Linked DNA regions of Homo sapiens: region 2 is linked to region 1. A link is a loop called in an ENCODE intact Hi-C map of the cell type or tissue named here. Cell type or tissue: IMR-90. All regions are shown on one strand.

What was found. Peaks named below come from ENCODE experiments on the same cell type or tissue, not always from the same donor. Only the 100,000 strongest peaks of a DNase experiment are listed, where the experiment ranks them.
Region 2: a loop joins it to region 1, with 8 times the contacts of the local background. A loop is called at or near these places in 4 of 110 quality-filtered maps.

Annotation. Positions count from the first base shown.
Region 1 is chr12:58,539,134-58,541,633 of GRCh38, reverse strand. No RefSeq gene overlaps it. Among named protein-coding and RNA genes, the nearest start is that of LINC02388, 240 kb to the left of the region's middle. RefSeq lists enhancers at 895-1,064, 794-1,088. In IMR-90, a CTCF peak has its summit at 964 (motif pointing left); a DNase peak (open chromatin) is centred at 933; H3K27ac peaks cover 982 bases.
Region 2 is chr12:59,112,571-59,115,070 of GRCh38, reverse strand. LRIG3-DT (LRIG3 divergent transcript) reads right to left here. Exons shown (of 6, transcript NR_183518.1): 4 at 1,463-1,581. Among named protein-coding and RNA genes, the nearest start is that of LRIG3-DT, 190 kb to the right of the region's middle. RefSeq lists an enhancer at 799-1,058. In IMR-90, a CTCF peak has its summit at 1,136 (motif pointing left); a DNase peak (open chromatin) is centred at 1,110.

The sequences.
Region 1 (2,500 bases):
ATTTCTTGATTCTTGACATACATTTTCTGGGTACAAGGTAAAAGTTATGGGAAGAAAGCCCTTCCTACAGTTACAATAGATATTTCAATTCCCTGGAACATAGCTCTGTTAATGTAGCAAGTATGTCAGGAATGTGTGAAGTTAACACTGTGCATGCAGTGTTCCCTCTTGCTGCTGAAAGAATGGGAAATTTGGGGGAGCTGAGCGAGGAAATTCATCCTGAAATGACAGGCACAACTCCACAAATTCTTTCAGAACAACCATTCCTCTATAATAGAATATAACGCTGATTGAGCTTCAAAGGCCAAAACAATGACAAAAATAATCGATATAATATCTTAATTTCATTAAAAATTACCTAAATCTGTGATTGCTAGATTGCTTTTCCAATTTCAGTCATGTAGCTCCTGTGAGCATAGCGGAGGACAGTTTTTAATAAAAGGCTTAAGAGAAAAGGAAAGAAGGAAAACAATCCAAGCAAGAGAAAAAGTTAAGGACTATGAAATCTGGTTATAGTTTATGCTGACAGATCTTTATTTTGGATTGTGCTGCATTGACTTGTATGACAGATGTAGTTTACGATTGTCTCCATTTAGGAGATTTTTATTCTCTCTTTAAGAGTGTGAGCAGCTAAGCTAATTGCTTTTGCAATTCAAGAAGAGGAATGTTTAGGTCAGATCTCCAAAATAACTCTGAAATTCAAAAAATAGAAAGCATAAAACATAAAAACCTACCTCACTAAAAGGACAATTTGGGGTGCAGGCAGGAACACTTTGTACTTTTGCTGAGTTCAGAAAAAAATCATTTAGAGGGCAACTATGAAGTGCAGTAGTGAACCAGCAGCTTAGTTAACTTGCTGGCTGGAGGGCACGCCTGCTCTTGCTGCAGCTTTTATCCTTTGCATCCCTCAACCCCAGGCCCAGAACGCCAGGCCAAAGCATTTGCGGAAGTGCTCCACTGCCATCTACAGGAGCTGTCGCACTTACACGCGATATCCTAGGTCAGGTCACACCACTCTGTACAACTTGTTTTGTGTGCTATCTTTATTAGGAGACCATAGTTAATTTTTCATTAAGAGTAATCACTCTGTGAAAAGCCTAGGTCATTGTTTAATTAGTATCAGCAATAAATGGACTAAATAACCTTAAGGGGCATATTTCTTTGTTGTAGGCAAGCTGTTTTTAAATCCAGTGCATTCGCTTTTAAATAAATAAATCAGTAATTCATCTACTGTATTGTTCACTGTCAGTGCAGGATCATACAAGCAAAAGCACTCATCTAGGAGCAGAATATTTTCCTTGCCCTAAATTTCTAAAATATTCTCCAAATAAAGGGTTCATTTTTTTTTTCAAAAACAAATAAAGTCAAGTGAATAGGATTCCTCTTTTTAAAAGAAAAGCACACTGGTATGTTTAGTATTTGAAACATGATTAGAGGTTCCTATCTCTACAGCACAGCTTACCTCAAGGAAGTTTACCTAGAGCGACTCCCCAGATGATGGTTTTGGGTTTATTCAGCAGGTGATGCCCCATGCAGAGAGCAATACTGAGTTATTCTAGAGAACAGCCTCCTACAAATGTATTTCTAGTGTTTATTTATATTGGAGCTCCCTTAGACATAGAATAAATTTTTCATGAGACCAAAGATGACCAATAAACACAGAAAAGCTCAGTATCAAATCAAACAATAACTCCCATGCTGGTTTAGATGGTATTGTCTCTCCTTCAATAGTAAGTCTGCGTGTGTGGTTTGATAAATCACAGACAACAGTATGCTTAACCATTCCAGATCCTCTCCTTTTTTCTCTGCACTAACAAACACTCTGAAGACAATGATTTTAAAGCATTTCAGAAGCACGCTTAAAACAATAAGGAAGGCACAGAAAATGTGAGATTTCTTTCCCTGATTTCCGGTTGATTGACCGCAATAGCACTGCTGACTTATTGAAAATGATATGAAAATCAAAAGGATAATTAGAGCTTATTTCTACTCGAAGCAGCAGCCTGAAATTTCCGTTGAATTTACACAAATTGGAGAAAAATCAGACTTGGCATTATCTCATCCTGAAATTTCTTGCCCATACCATGAGGGTCCATCTTCTTAGCTGGGGCTGGGGAGGTGAAGGAAGGGCTGTGACGTCATGTAGGTTTATTACTGCTGCATTCCACCATTGTTTTTCTTCCCTTTGTTTCATCTTTCTTATGTTTAAATTTATTTTATTTTGTCCTATTATTTTCATCTATGAAAGGAACTTTAAATCCTTTTTAGGATGAAGTGAGAATAAAAATAAATAGGTATATACATTTTGTTCCTGCGGTTTATGATCACCATTACACTTTCATTCTTAACCTCTCTCTAGAATCCTGTGGATCTGTCCAAATGGACAAGACCAATGTCGTCGATTATGAGCCCAGGAACTGGCTGTGACTGCCCCTGTGCTCCTCACTGTGCAGTTTCCCTGCCGAGGTGGAAGGCTGTGTGTGTAGCCAGCTCACCACGT
Region 2 (2,500 bases), 570 kb before region 1:
CAGTATATATTGCATTTATCAATGAGGTCTAACCAGGAGACAGAAACAACATAGTAATTTGAACTGGGAAATTTTAATATAAGTTATAATGATAATTTTTTTTTTTTTTTGAGACAGGGTCTCACTCTGTCACCCAGGTTGGAGTGCAGTGGCACAATCATGGCTCACTGCAGGCTCAAGGTCCCACGGCATCCTCCCACATCAGCCTTCCAAGTAGCTGGGACCACAGCTGCACACCACCATGCCTGGCTAATTTTTGGTACTTTCTGTAGCAATGGGGTTTCATCACATTGCCCAGGCTGGTCTTGAACTCCTGGACTTAAGCAATCCACCTGTCTTGGCCTCCTAAAGTGCTGGGAGATTACAGGAATGAGCCACCACGCCTGGTCAAAAAATAATGATTAACTATAACTATGAAGTGACTATAAAGAGAGAAAAGACAACTCTCAAATAGAGGTCAGCAAATTTTTTTCTGTAAAGAGTCCGATAGTACGGAGCATACGCTTTCTGGACAATTGGGTCTCTGTTGCAACTATTTGTTTCTGCCATTACAGCATCGAAGCAGCCAGAGACAAATTATAAATCAGTGTGCATGCCTGTATTCCAGTAAGTCTTTATTTACAAAATCTAACAGATGGTATTGAGGACCCCTGTTCCAAAGAATTCCCTGGGACCCAAGAAAGGAATAACTTGGCAAGGGGGCCGTCTTCCTGAGGCTGGGATTTAAACCTATTCCAGAAGATGTGTTTGGAGCGTACTGGATGGTGGAGCCACTGGCTGCATTGCCTGGGCCAGACCTGGTTCATAGTCGATGTATAAACAAGAAGCACACTTCCTCAAGCAGGGGGAGCTTGGCGGGAGGGCACACTGAGGCAGTGGGGCTTTGGCAGGCAGTTTCCTGGCAGGCCTACAGGAGGCCTAGGCACCTGGCATCCACATCAGGGGGGCCACAGTGAGGTGATTACTGAGCTAAGATGGGGCCTTGAGTTTGCAGGAAGTCAGGCAGCACAGTCTGGGTGCATGGCTGGGACAGTGCAGTTTGGCAGCAACGCAGAAAGAGCAAGAAGCAAAAAACCTGCAACTTACTGGAACCGTGAAAGGAAACTCCTTCCTCCTGCCACGGCCCTCCAGCGCCCTCTACTGACAAACTTAGCATCATGCTTACTACAGAGGAAAGACTTCAAAGAGTCTTGTCTGTTATTTCAGAACAGGTAATATAAGGGTAGATTTGGAGCTGAAAGGCAATAAATTGATAACTGTCACCATGCATAAAAATTCTTAATAATACCAGAAAAATTCTTCCATAATAAAGCATGTATCTCAGGCCAAAATTCCAGGTGGACTTTCTAAAATTGTACACATTCTGTTCAACCCTCTCCTTTCTCCGCATAAGAAATGGTAACTTCATTTGTTTACTGTAACCAACCCCTTCTAGGTTGCATCAAACATCGAGAAGTTTTACCTTGTGCCAAGGTACTGGGGAGAGGATAAATCATCTGACCCTCCAGTTGTCTGTTCACACAGGTTTCACCGAAAATGTCCAGTGTATCAACCTGCACAGTCATTCAGCTTCAGTGGGACCTGTCACGATATTTGCCAAAGCTTATTTGTGTCCAAGATTAGTTCCCCATTTTGTTGTCATATTTTAAGGTTTCAAATCTATGCTTTGAAATAAATTCAAAGTTATATTTATGGTTGCATAAACAAATCTATTTTCATTTAGAAAATACATGTTTCAGTAGGCCATGGAACACTTTGGGGAAATGACAAAGCTAAATCCCATTTGGGAATTATTAGGGTACAGGATGACCTGCTTCCAGTTCCAAAGTATGATCTCTGAATGCCTTGTCTTGCCCCTCAGCTGCCCTACACACATACTAATAGAAGTACTGCCCCAACAGCCACAGCATCATGCACAACATTTTCTCTCCATTTAACCCCAAATTCACAGTACCTGGCTAGGAAAACTGAGCTCCCTCTAGGAATAAACCCATAGTGAGAGCCAGACCAAAATCCCTGGAAATAAAGATCCAAGTAACTTACACAGGGAATAAGAATAGCAATCACTACATGTCGGCATGTGTTTCTTTTTTAACGTACCAGGAACTTTCAAAAGACCTTACATACATTAACTCATTTAATCAGCATAACATTCCTGTTAGGAAGATAGGGCTGTTATCCCCATTTTACAGATGAGGTAACTGAGGCACAGAGAGTTTAGGTGACTTGCCTAAAGTAAGTAGCAGTGATATATGGAATTGAGGCATCTAAGCTTTAACAGTCTTCACAGATGACTCTGATATCCAAATAGGCTTGGAAGACACTTATAATGAAATATGTATATTTGCACTGTACATTTAATTTTATCAACATGACTTCATGTTAAGTTCTATCAATATGATAATTGATTGATTGATTTGGTTTTATAAAATTATAAACATGGAAAAAAAGTGCCCATTTCAAATTTTACAAAAATGTTATCTTTAATAACCTTTTTGCT